Regions from separate parts of the Homo sapiens genome. Here region 2 is linked to region 1. Evidence: read pairs that join two places in POLR2A ChIA-PET (ENCODE). Cell type or tissue: A673. All regions are shown on one strand. Each heading gives the region's core, and the rest is flanking DNA. Links, peaks and the distances in the headings are about the cores only. Region 1 overlaps SLC38A10 (solute carrier family 38 member 10). Region 2 overlaps BAHCC1 (BAH domain and coiled-coil containing 1).

Evidence for each region. Peaks named below come from ENCODE experiments on the same cell type or tissue, not always from the same donor. Only the 100,000 strongest peaks of a DNase experiment are listed, where the experiment ranks them.
Region 2: POLR2A ChIA-PET joins it to region 1 with 7 read pairs; 3 of 35 experiments call an interaction of 5 or more read pairs at or near these places.

Annotation. Positions count from the first base shown.
Region 1 is chr17:81,272,891-81,279,554 of GRCh38, reverse strand. SLC38A10 (solute carrier family 38 member 10) reads left to right here. Exons shown (of 16, transcript NM_001037984.3): 7 at 2,422-2,524; 8 at 3,404-3,586. Among named protein-coding and RNA genes, the nearest start is that of SLC38A10, 19 kb to the left of the region's middle. In A673, for the core only: no CTCF peak of the experiment used is centred there; no DNase peak of the experiment used is centred there.
Region 2 is chr17:81,433,233-81,439,896 of GRCh38, reverse strand. It overlaps BAHCC1 (BAH domain and coiled-coil containing 1), which reads right to left. Exons shown (of 28, transcript NM_001377448.1): 4 at 1,405-1,527. Among named protein-coding and RNA genes, the nearest start is that of MIR3186, 15 kb to the left of the region's middle. In A673, for the core only: no CTCF peak of the experiment used is centred there; no DNase peak of the experiment used is centred there; H3K27ac peaks cover 1,628 bases.

The sequences.
Region 1 (6,664 bases), core at 569-5,568:
GATTCACCTGACATTCTCCCCAGCAGGGACATCCCTCCTTGTGCTGGCCGCTGCGCTGACCTCCCCACCCCTGTGCCGGCCGCCGTGCTGACCTCCCCACCTCTGAACCCAGGAATGTTTTCTGAGAGCAGAGACATCTCTTCCCTCCCACAGCGTCACTGCACCAGAGTGCCTGTCCCTGTTGGGTGGCGGGCCGCGCCCCCTGCCTGTGTGATTGGCCTGGATGCCAGCTGGGGCCAGGTCTCCCTTGTGCCTTCACTATCTGGCCGTTTTTGGTAAATGCATACCTGGTTATGCAGAATGGTTGTCCTAGGCCCAGAGAAGCAGCCGGGCAGCACTGAGCCCAGGAGGCCCTGGAGGTCAGGGTCTATCTGGAGACCAGGGTCCCCATCCTCACAGTAGGGCAGAGGGGCACACACCCAAGAGCTGCATGTGGATGGCTCCATTTGACTCTGGTAGGCCCTGAGGCTCAGAGGCTGCCTTGCAAGGTGGGCGGGCCAGGGATGCTCCGTCTGGGGCCATGGGCCAGCGCTCAGCATGTCCCCCATCTGTGGAGCTCCTTTGCAGGTGGCCAGGAGGTTTTGTGGCTCCTACCTTGTTTCTTTCCAGGGATGATCCCGGGGGTCCCTGGGGTAGGTGGTCAGGATTGGAGAGGAGCCTGGGGCTTGGCCTTCCACCCTGGCCACCCCGTGTGCGTGGGACACCCCTTCCCACAGTGTCCGTGGCTTCCTTGGGGGTCACTCCCCACAGGGTGTATTGGGGGCTGGGGGTAAGCACGTGTCATGGGGCACCAACGCTGGTCCCCTCAAGCCAAGACTCCCTGGTGTGGACTCAGCTGTGGCGAGAGGACAGTTTAGCACTGGGAAGTTCATGCCGCAACATGGCCTTCTTCTGTAGCTGTGGGTCTAGGGCCGTGGAGACCTCTTGGGTGTTTCTCCTGATTCTCTGCCAGCCTCCTGGGGCTGTGTGCACAGGCGTTGGCCACTTAGCTCCCTTCTAGCCTGGGCCGAGGGGAAGGCTCATGTCCTGCGGGGTCCCCTGACTGCTGCTGATGGCACTCCATGCTGAGGGCGGCCTGATGGGATGGTGTGCTAGGACCTGGGCAACGGGACACCAGCAGCTGCTGGCAGGACCTTCTCACTTGTCAGTCTGCTGGGTTTTCTTTTTTTTGGAGATGGGGTCCTGCTGTGTCACCCAAGCTGGAGTGCAGTGATGCGATCACAGCTCACTGTAGCCTCGACCTCCCGGGCTCCAGTGATCCTCCTGCCTCGGCCTCCCAAAGTGCTGGTATTTGGGTGTCAGCCGCTGTGCCTGGCCTGGTTTGCTTTTTAATAAAGTCAGGATGTCCTGTGTTTTCTTTCACTTTCTTCAAGGCGGTTTGGGATTTGGCTCCGCTGGCCGCTGTGCTGGTGATGTCCTGTGTTTTCTTTCACTTTCTTCAAGGCGGTTTGGGATTTGGCTCCGCTGGCCGCTGTGCTGGTCCATTTACTGGCTGCTGGCTTTCTGCATCCCGCCCTCCCCCGGCCCACCTAGCTTCCTTTGTGCCCTTGAGCCCCTGCCCTGGGACAGCCATGGCCATGGCCACCTGGACACCCTAGGAGCACCCCCCTGGACTCCCACTCCAGAGTCCTCGTTCAGCCCCATGGCAGAGCAGCTCTCACCTGTGCTCTGGCGTGTGCCTGGCCCAACTCCCTTCTCCCCGGCTGCACACAGATGCTCCATGGCCCCAGCCTCTCCCTTGTCGTCTCGCCCACCCCTTTCCAGAGGCCCAGGTCCCTGTGCAGGTCCCTCGGATGCGTCTGCTGCCTGTGCAGGGCTGTCATGTCCTTGCCTGGCTGGTGGCTTGGGTCCCTCCCACCCCTAGCAGCACCACACTCCTGGCACCAGGCTGTGGGACCGAAGCCAGTTTTCTCATCACACAAGTGAGAGGCTGCAGTGGGGAATCGCGCCCCAGGCCGCCTCCTTGTCTGTGCCGACTCTGATCATGCCTGTGCGGAGGCGCCGAGATGGAGGCGCCGAGATGGGCCGGCCGCCCAGGCCAGGGTGTGTTTGTTTAACTTTCCCTCCTCTTGACAGCGATTCTCTGAGCAGCCTCCTCCGGCTGCTTGCCCTGTAAACTGGCTGCTTTGACTCTCAGCACCCGCTCCCTGGCGTGGAGCAGCAGCCTGTCGTTCTGTAGCCTTGGGGAATGTTCGCATGGTGCACGCTCTGGGGGGTGTCCTGAGTGGGGGCTGCTGCAACGCTCCTGTCCTCAGCAACACCAAGTCCTGGCCTCAGCGCTGGGACTTCCAGTGTGCAGAGAATGTTGCATGAAGGAAGGTCAGAGACTCTCACTGGGCTGCAGAGAGGTCCTAGAAGTGGAGCCGCTGGGGAGGGCGTGCCTCTCTCAGGTCCGCTGTGAAATGGCCTGTTTCTATACAGCCAGGTGCTGCCCACCTACGACAGCCTGGATGAGCCGTCAGTGAAAACCATGAGCTCCATATTTGCTTCCTCCCTTAATGTGGTCACCACCTTCTACGTCATGGTAAGAGCCTTGCCACGCCCTCTCCGCCCCTGTGTCATGCCAGCATGATGTGCCGTGGTGCCCCGTGGGACTGCCACAGGCATGGCCCTGGCCCTGTGTGCTGCTGGGTTTTTCTCTCTGTTCCCATCCCAGTGTCTGGAGGCTGCGCGGGGACCTGGGGCAGCTCCATCAGCTTCCATCATTCCAGGACCAGCCCTGTGAGCCTGGGTCCACCCTGGGCCAGGAAGCTCTCCTGACCTGAGGAGCTGGGCACCAGGGCTGCTCCCAGAACCCTTTATCCGAGCCACTCTTACTCTCTCTCCAAGACCTCTGTTAATTCTCTGTAGAAATGGGCATGTTCCGGCCGGGCGCCGTTGCTCACACCTGTAATCCCAGCACTTTGGGAGACCGAGGTGGGCAGATCATGAGGTCAGGAGTTCAAGACCAGCCTGGCCAACATGGTGAAACCCTGTCTCTACTAAAAATACAAAAATTAGCTGGGCATGGTGGCACGTGCATGTAAACCCGGCTACTCGGGAGGCTGAGGCAGGAGAATTGCTTGAACCAGGACCGGGGAGGCAGAGGTACGCCGAGGCCAAGATCGCACCACTGCACTCCAGCCTGGTCTACAGAGGGAGACCCCGTCTCAAAAAAAAAAAAAAAGAAAGAAAAAGAAAGAAATGGGCATGTTCTTACAGAAACTAGAGATTTTTAGAAGGAGGAGGCGAAATGGTGCCTTGCCCCTGGAAGGCCATCTCTTGCAGAAGCTTCATTATGAAGTGGATTGAAGGCCATTCTGGGGGGCAGGGCACAGGTCCCCCCCATGCCCTGCCCACTGTGACAGGTGCCACTCGGCTAGGATGTCTGTCTGCCACGTTGCCATTTCTTATTCTCCAACAGGTGGGGTTTTTCGGCTACGTCAGCTTCACCGAGGCCACGGCCGGCAACGTGCTCATGCACTTTCCCTCCAACCTGGTGACGGAGATGCTCCGTGTGGGCTTCATGATGTCAGTGGCTGTGGGCTTCCCCATGATGATCCTGCCATGCAGGCAGGCCCTGAGCACGCTGCTGTGTGAGCAGCAGGTAAGACCCTCGGGGCACTCTCCGGATCGTAATAGCACAGGTCAGGCTCGCTTCCCATAAGCCCCCAGCTGTCCCGAACCAGAGATATAGCAGGAAAGTGGGGATTTGCGTCAGAGGAGTCCCGGGAGGGCGGAAGTTGGGGGAGCCTAGAGGAACCAGATTGATGGGCAGGAGCTGATAATGGCCAGAGTCTGGAGATGGGCACATGGCGTTCACTGCACAGTTCTCTTTTTTTTTGAGACGGAGTTTCGCTCTGTCGCCCAGGCTGGAGTGCAGTGGCGCGATCTCGACTCACTGCAAGCTCCGCCTCCCGGGTTCACGCCATTCTCCTGCCTCAGCCTCCCGTGTAGCTGGGACTACAGGCGCGCGCCACCATGCCCGGCTAATTTTTGTATTTTTAGTAGAGATGGGGTTTCACCGTGTTAGCCAGGATGGTCTCGATCTCCTGACCTCGTGATCCGCCCGTCTCGGCCTCCCAAAGTGCTGGGATTACAGGCGTGAGCCACCGCGCCCGGCCCACTGCACAGTTCTCTTGACTTTTGTGTAACTTTGAAAAATTTTAACAATATAGCAGATTTTTGAACCATAAGAGAGGCTGAGTTTGATGTAGGCCATATTGGTGGTGCCTGTGGTCCCAGCTCCTCAGGAGGCTGAGGCGAGGTTGTGTGAGTCCAGGAGGTTGAGGCTGAGTGTGAATGCATCACTACACTCCAGCTGGGGCAACAGAGCAAGACCCTGTCTTTAAACACATTTTAAAAATAGGCTGGATATGGTGGCTCACACCTGTAATCCCAGCACTTTGGGAGGGCGAGGTGGGAGGATTGCTTAAGCCCAGGAGTTTGAAACTAGCCTGGGCAACATCACTTGACTCCATCTTTACAAAAAATTAACAAAAATTAGCCACGCATGGCAGCGCATGCCTGTAGTCCTAGTGACTCGGGAGGCTGAGGCAGGAGGATCACTTGAACCAAGAGTTCAAGGCTGCAGTGGGCCATGACCGCTCCACCATACTCCAGCCTGGGCTACAAAGTGAGACCCTGTGTCTAAAAGAGAAAGAAAAATAAAAAGTGAGGCTGGGTTTTTTCACTGTAACACATGTAGGCCAGGCAGCTACTTAGTTCTTTCTAAGAAACTTTCAGCTGTAGGAGTTGAAACCAGAGGGCTGTCCTGGTTCTCTCCTTGTGGCAGAGTGAACCATGAAAGGCCCGCTGCGCTGTCTTTCGCCCCGAGCGTGGGGCTGTCCTGGTTCTCTCCTTGCGGCAGAGTGAACCATGAAAGGCCCGCTGTGCTGTCTTGCGCTCCGAGCATGGGGGTGCAGACGCCACTCTGCAGTGCTGGAGGAGCCCTGCCCCGTCCAGGTTCCCCTCCTGCCTCCCCTTGGGAGCTCTGCCCGGTGGCCCATCCATCTTCTGTCCCGCAGCCTGAGATCTGTGAGCCTGGTATGTCCCTTCAGCTGGAACTCCTGGTGGCTAGAGGCACACGTTCCTCTTGAACTGTTTCAGCCAAGGCGGGTTGAGTGGTCTCAGAGAATCCAGGGGAGAGTCCAGCAGCCACATTGGGGGCGGTGGGTCTCCCTGGGCCTTGGGAACGATAGCATTGGCTCACTGTCCATGTGGCCAGGTGTGCGGTCACCACAGCCTCCTGCAGACTTCCACCAGCCACGTGCCTCTGGCTTCGCAGCAGAGGCCAAGCACCAAAGACTGGGTGCCTCCCCCACGTGCTGGTGCTCCTCTCTTCTGCGGAGTTCAGGCACCTGGGCACGGGTGAGGCAGGATCGAGGAGGCAAGGCCAGAGCCCGTCATATGGCCGTGGGGTCCCTCCGCGCATCTGGCCAGGCCAACTTTCAGTGTTTGATGTTTTGTACCTGAGCAGCATCTGTATTTCTGTACGTGACCCATTTTTATCTTGTTAAAAAATTGACAATGGCGTTAAATGTATTGTGACTCAAGTAGGAAAGCTTACGCAACCCCCTTCATCCCAAGGTGGACCTGGCTGTTTCCTCCGTCAGCGCCCGTGGCTGCTCCTTTCCCGGAGGTGCGGCTGCGGCCATGCCACCTGCTTTCTTGTCTTCGGCCCATGTGCCGTGAGCGTTTCTCCACGGTCCCTACAAGCCTGCAGGGGCTCTGCTTCCTTGCTTCTCCACCTGTTGCGGGGGCCTGGGTGCACTGCTCCTTCACCCTTGACCTCTCGTGGCTAACCATCTCACGACAGTCTTCGTGCTAAAGTCCCCTCTCCCCTTCTCTGGGTCTATGTCATAGGTAAAGTTCTAGGACCGGGACTCTTGTGTGATGGACCTAACCCCCCACCTCCATGGCCTGTATACAAATTACCGCCCTGAGGCCGATAGGAACTTCTGGCTCCGTCTTCCACAGTCCATCCTATGTAAAAGTCCATTCTGAAAATGGCATGCTTCAAAACTAGTTCTAGAAAGTTCTGCAGTTGTTTCCTAGCCCAGGGAGAGTCATCACGGCCAGTCCGTCCTGTGTGTTAACTTATTTGGTCCTTACCACGGCTGGATGAGGAGATGCTTCTGTTGACAGATGAGGAAACTGAGGCACCGAGAAGTCACTTGCCTAGGGACACACAGGTGGGGCTGGTGAGTGGCAGAGCAAGGATTTGAGCCAGGTGGTCTGGCTCCTGTGTCCTGTACTAGAGACCACAGCTGGGGGTCCTGGGGCAGGTGGCGTCTGAGGCCATCCGTCCTTGGCTCTGCCGCCTCCTCCGGAATGAATGGCCCTGGCATCCCGGTGCAGATCAGTAGAGTCCTGGCTGCACACTGGGGCCAAAACAGGCACTTGAAATTAGGGCCTCATCGTGCCCTTCTCTCTTCTTCTTCCTGGACTTTGAAATTGCTCACTGCTTGTTGCACATCTGCTGGAGATAACACGGCCATGTGTGCGTGTGTTTGGGGGGGTTCTGCCTGCACCCTGAAACCTGTGGGCCAGGAGAGTCCTGGGGCATTTGTCAGGAGCGGCGCTGTGCAGCCTGTGTTTTGCTCTCCATACTTCCTGGCACTTAAAAAACTCTCGTGGTATTGCTCTAAAAGCAAAAAGGAAAACGGAAGGACTCGATACTCAC
Region 2 (6,664 bases), core at 499-5,498, 160 kb before region 1:
GGGCAGCCAAGAGAGGGTGGGCAGACTGGCCTCGGGTCCCTACCCCACAGCTCACACTCAGAGTTGGGGTCATCATGGCCACTCATGAGCACAGGCTCACTGGGGTCCCCTCCCTCTGTTCCCTTCAGGGTGTCTAGTCCGCCTCCCAGGCCCTGTGGGGGCCTTTCTGGGCCTCTCCTCTGCCCCCACCCTGAGCTCCAGCCCTAAACGCCAGGGCTCCTGGGCTCCCGGGCTCCCAGGAGCTGTGCGGAAACCATCTGTCCCCACCTCCCTTCTCATCCCCCACAGCCTGGGCGTCCCTCTCCACAGTCGGGACAACCTCCCAGTCCACCCCTCCCCACTGACCCCACCCCGTGTGTCCAGACACCTCTCGGATCCCCTTGGGGAGACGCCCCAGCCCCTCTGCACTGAAGCAGAACTCACCCCACCGTCCAACTGCTGCTCCCCAGGTGCACCCTCCCATAGCCCAGGCCAGAAACCGGGGGCCACCTAGACCCCTCTATCCCTCCCTGCCCCCAATCTCCCTCCTAGATATCACCGATGCCGGCCCCTGTGGGGCCCCACACCTGTATCGCTTCTCACTGGAACCTGGTAACTAACCGATGGCTTCCTGCTCCAGCCTCCTGGTGTCACCCCAAGGAGAACTTTTTAAAATGCAAATGAGATGTCGCCCTACCAGAGGAAACCCAACTTGGAGATAAGGACCCACACCCATCCCACCTCCAGCCAGGCCCTCTCCGGTACCCTGAGGGGACTCGCTGGCACCAGGACTCGGCTCTGCTGGGCCTGAGCTTCCTCTTCCCCAAGGCCCCACCGGCTCTGACTTCTCAGCAAAGACAAAGTCTGCATCCCTTCTTCAGGGATGCCTGCTGCCAATGGGGTGAGCAGCCCCTCTGTCCACCAGGACACGGGGCTGGGGGGCTGGGGGCTGGGGGCTGGGCCTCGTGCAGCCCAGGTCTAGCCGAGGCCACCGGGTGTGTAAGCCAGGAAGTGCGGGCTTCTGTGGGCTTCCTCCAGCCCCCACAGGATGCATCCTCCTCCTGAGCCACCCCACCATCCCCGGGCTGCTGGGGGCTGCAGGGCAAGGCCAGGTCCTGAGGAAGCCGGTGGGGCTAGGGTGATGAGGAAGGTGGGCACCAGCTCAGCTGCTCCCACCTGAGCAGTGAGAGGTCTTGAGACAGCGTGACCTGGGAACTGAACCTGCGCCTGGGGGTGGTCCTGGGCCCCTGGGTTTAAATCCTGAGGGGCAGGCCCACCCTCTCCTCTAGCCCCCACCCTGGCCTCGATGACACCTGGTGGGAGGGCTAACCTAGGCTGGCCTTTCCCTTGTGCCCCAGAAGCTCCTGCGCCCCCTCCCCACCTCCAGCATGCCTGCTCCCCACGCCGGTCCCATGCTGCACTTGCCTTTTTGGGTTCCATAGAAACGGTGCTGCCCATAGAGAACGTTGCTGTTTCCATGGTGATCCAAGTGGCTCACGGGTAGGAAGGTGGATGCCAGACTCCCCGAAAATCTGGGGTACCCCGGAGCTAGAGAAGCAAGAGACCCAGTTGCAGAGGCAACTCCCAGCCCCCTGGCCCACACTCGCCCTGACCCCAGGGAGGCAAGAAGCCGGCAGGCAGCCCAGGAGCGATGTCCCGCAGAGCCCAGCACGCAGCCGCCGGGGGGAAATCAACCCATCAATACATCATATTAACTCTGACTCCACTAATGCCATCCCTCCGGTGCGGCACAAATTGAATTGCTGATGGGCTGGGGAGAGGGGAGGACGGACGAGGGGGCCTCTGTTCCCTCCTAGCAGCACTCAGGATCGCGGAAGCTCCCAGGCTGGGCAACAAAAGGGACTCTGGGGAGGTTTTGTGGGAGGAGGGGGCACGGTGGACAGACTCTGCGCCAAGGCCCTGGCCAAAGGAGAACCAGGCCCGGACTTGGCCTCCCCAAGGCAGGCCCCAGGGCCCAGTGGACAGCCCAGGCCAGGGGCCAGTGCTGCTGGGGTGTGGCCAGCCTCCCCCGACCCTGGCTGGAGGTCACAGGTGTGTCCATCCGACGCCGAGTTCCCACCATGGCCAGGCCTCTTCCGGCTCTGAGATCTGCACAGGGTGGGGAAGGGACGGGGGCAAAGAGTTCCTTGCACAGGCCCCAGCCCCAAAACCCCAGGCGGTGACTCCGAGTCATGCCAGACAGGCCCCTCTCTTGGCTAAGGGGTCTGTCTGTCCCTCAAGGCAGCCACATTTCTGAGCGGCCTGCCCCTGCCCAGCACAGGAAAGCCAGCCACACCCAGCCACCCACGCGGCTGGCCCTGGGCCTTGGGACAGCTCTGGCTGTGTGGGGCACACTTGCCCCCACCCAAGGGATGAAGCACAGCTGGCAGGTCAGGACAGGGCTGAGCATGGCCTGGGAGGCCTGCAGGCACCAGAACCCAGCCCAGGGGCTGCAGAGAGCATGTCTGCTGGACACCAGGGACACCAGCCACAAGGAGTGTGGCTTCTGGTTCCCCAGCAAGACCCCAGGCCACTGGCAGAGCTCTGAGACTCAGACCCGCCCAGCCCCAGCCCCAGCCCTCCGTGCAGTGCAGGTGGTGCCAGTGCCGGCCGGCCTGCCTTAGCAGCTGCCTGAACGTGAGGGCCGAGCGGCTGGCTGTGGTTGGGGGTCTGGCAGCCTTCTGTAGGCCTGAGGAGAAGACGTTTGAGGCAACCCACAGCTTCAACCTGCCGGAATGAACGCAGCTGGGCGGGGCAGGGCGGGGGGCCCTCACCCTCTAAAACTCCTGCTCTGAATCTTCCCTGGAAAACAGGCCCCCTAGTCCAACTGGGGCACCCCACACCGCAATCCCAGTGGGTCCCCCAGCAGTGGCAGGCACTGTTCGATCCTCTCTGGCTCAGTGGATCCCAGGGAAATCTGTGGAGCTTGAGCCCCAGGAGATGCTCCAGGAAACCCAAGCTCTGGGTCACCAGCTCCAAGAATGCACCCCACACACGTCCCATTTGGAGTCGTGTAGGGCGTGAGCACAGGGAAGGCCCTGGGAAGTCCTGCGACACGGAGGCCTGCTTGACAGGGTGAAGCCCCATCTCCCTGTGAGGCCGCACATCCCAGGCCAAGTCTGGGAACCTGGGGAGGGCGCCCTGGCCCTGGTGCAGCCCTGCAGCTGCCCTCCAGCTGAGGACACGGGGCTGAGGCTCGAGCCTGGCCGACTGGCCTGGTCTGTGTGGGAGCTGCATCTGGAGCAGCTGTTTACCAGATTAAACTCCAATCCTGGAAGATTCGACCAAAGCTGAGAGGGACGGGGTGGGAGCGACCTGGGGCGGGGGTAGGGGAGTGGCAGGGCAAGGGGCAGGGCCTTGGGGGGTACTGTTAAACCTCCACAGCTGTCCCCCTTTAATTGGCTGCTGTTAAATGTTTTACGAGGCCTCATTTTGGTAAACAGAAGTCTGTAAATTCCTCCTTCCCAGACACCGTTTCCCAGGCACGGAGCCCCGGTCCCCCCTCCAGAGGTCCAGGCCTCCAGCCCATCCGCTCTCTGCGGGGAGCAGGCAGTCAGCTGGCAGAGGAGTGGGCTCCTTCCCGCCGGTCCCCTCTGGGGGCAGCTGCGGGTGGGCAGCTATGCGTGTCCCTCAGCTGCTGGGCCTTGGCTGGTGGCCCCTGGGCTGGTGAGCAGGGCAGCACTGGCCAGGGCCCGAAGACCAAAGGCCTGGCTGGTGCCCCCATCCTTGCCTGCTTGGGTCCCCACCTCTGAGGACCCAGAGGGGAAGTTAGGGAGCCAGGGAAGGAGGAGGGAGTGGGGAGATGGGATGGAGGGGCGGGGAGCAGAGAGGGAGGGGCTGGGTGCCGGAGAGGCCCAGTCGGCAGGGTGGGGTCATCTTTGGGCAGGGGGCAGAGAAAGGAAGGGAAAAGGTCCTCCCAGCCCAGCGACAGAAAGCCCCTTTCTTTTTCCCAATAAGACCATACTCTCAAAACTGAGAAAGAAAATTTAAAAATGATTTTTATGAATCAGAGCAGCTGTTCTGAGGCCAGAAGCCAGAAGGCAGGGCTGCTGTGGCTGGGCCGGGGACACACAGGCATCCTGGAAGGGGCTGCCACTGAGGAGTGGGGGAAGGCAGGGCTGCTGCGGCCGGGCCGGGGACACACAGGCATCCTGGAAGGGGTTGCCACTGAGGAGTGGGGGTGGTGGTCCTGGGGAGGGCTCCAGGGGGACAGTAGAGGCCCCAGATGGCAGGGAGGGGACATTCCGGGGCCAGAGACCAAGAGGGCTCAGCCAGCAGGGTCTGGGGCCATATGAACCCAGAGCCAGAGGTCCTCAACTGCAAGCTCCTGCTAGAACGTCGGGGCTCCAGAACCTCCCCTTCCCAGACCCCTTTGAGACGGGAGCTTTTATGATCACCCCAACAGACAAGGGCAAGCCCTGGGCTAAGCGAACCGCCAGAGAGGTGGTCAGGACACAGGCTGCTGGTGCCCTCGGAGCCTGGTGGAGCGTGGGGAAGAGCCCTGGGGGCAGTGGGGGTCGCACCGAGGTCCCCACATCCTGCCCCTGCTACTGCGGTGGGCAGGAGACTCCAAACTCAGTCCTGTGATGGGACAGACTGCAGGAGACAGAGGCTCAAAGCCACAGGCACCTGATGGGTTAGTAAAGCCAGGGGGCCACGCGTGGGCTGGGCGGGGGACACAATGGCCACACCCCCAGACCCCTCCCAACCACCCCCAGGCCTGAGCTCACCACGTCTGGGGAGGTCAAGGGTTGCAGGTAGGAGGCCTGTGGTGTGGGCAGGAGGAGAGAGAGTGGGCAGTCAGTGGGGGTCGGGGGTGCCCCTGGGGCAGGGCTGAAGGACAGAGGAGTGGGAGGGCACCGTGCAGAGAAATGGGGGCTGGGGACGGCCAGGGGTGAGGGGACCCTTCCTTTCCTCCTGCCCACCTGGAGAAGGGAGGCCTGGTGGCTTCTCACCCCTGGGGAGGGAGGAGGAGCCCCCACCCAGGGTGCACCAGCCCTGGCTGCCTGACGGGCACCCCCACTCCAGGTACCTCATCCCCCTCATCCCTCCTGCGTTCTGACACAGCACATTTTCCCAACAGCCCCGCACGTCGAGGCCCTGCCCTCTCCAGGCCAGCCCTGCGCCTTCCTCCTCTTGCCAGATCTGGGGAGGTGGCCACAACCCACCCCCCAGGCTGCCCTTCCAGGGAGCATCCCTGCCGTGGAAAACCAGGGGCTGCTCCTGGGTCTCTCAGGATGCTGAACTTGGGGTATCTTCACGGCCAGGTCTAGGAGGGAGGGACGCCAGCCAGCAGAAGGACCAAGATCACCTGGGGGGTCAGGGGACTTCCCACTGCAGGGTCACCCAGGAAGCCCCACTTGGGGCCACAGAGCTCAGGGCCAGGATGCTGCAGGCTCAGCAAACTTCTGGGGGTGCTGAAGCACACCTCGAGCGCCCTGCCCCAGCCCGCACGCCTTTGAGGACAAAACCTTCTACAGCGGACACCCCACCATCCTGACAAACGGCAGTGCCTCCTCCCTGGGGGAAGGTCTGCCACGCTGGCCTCCCACGGCTGAGCCTCGACCTGTCTCCCACTGCAGTACCACCTCGGCTCCCACATGCGCCTGGCTGGGCGGGCAGTGGGTCATGCAGTCAGCTGGGCGTGGCCCCGAGCCTGGAATGTGCACGTGGGCAGCCAGCCTGGGAGGCCCTGGGGAACGTGGGAGGCTGTGGGCACTGTCTCAAATACCCACTGTCCAGCGAGGGCCCATCCTCCTGGCTCAGAAGCAGACACCCCTCCCCCACCTCCTGCCAACTCTGCCAGATCCCCTGTTACTCCCCCCACAGTGACCCCAGGGGAGTCCCGGGAGACCCCTGGCCTGGCAAGTGGTCCCTGCTCCTCTTGAGGTTCTGCACATCGTCCCTGTCACGCAGGACGTCCCTGCCGTGCAGCCACACGCACGAGGCTCAGCCTGGCCTCCACCCGCCCGCAACTCAGCACTGGCTCTTCACGGGACACCCCCGTCACTCAGGGTGTCAGTGGGTTTCAGGTGCAGTGCACGGGTCTACCCGATGACCGCCAGGCCCCGAGTGCTGGGCTGACACAGATTCTGAAACCCTGTCCGCATGCGGCACACAAAGTGCTGTAGTTGACGGATGATGGCTGCCCTGAGCACACGGGGACCTCGGTGGACTGACGACACCTGCCCGGGGCACAGGAGGGGCCTCGGTGGACTGATGACACCTGCCCGGGGCACACAGGGGCCTCGGTGGACTGATGACTCCTGCCCTGGGCACAGGAGGGGCCTTGGTGGACTGATGACACCTGCCCTGAGCACACGGGGACCTCGGTGGACTGATGACACCTGCCCTAAGCACAGGAGGGGCCTCGGTGGACTGATGACACCTGCCCTGGGCACACAGGGACCTCGGTGGACTGATGACTCCTGCCCTGGGCACAGGAGGGGCCTCGGTGGACTGATGACTCCAGCCCTGGGCACAGGAGGGGCCTCAGCAGTGACTGCAGCTATGGGCAGTTCCCACTCCCACTCTAGGGCCGGAAGGGCCTACAGCCTTGCAGCGGCCCCTTCCCTAGTCCTGTCTGCTCTCTGCCATACACCCCTGCTCCCACACACGGCCCCTCACCCCAGGTGGGCAGGCCCCCGGGTGTCCAGGCTGTGTTTCAAAGTGCAGCTCCCGGGAC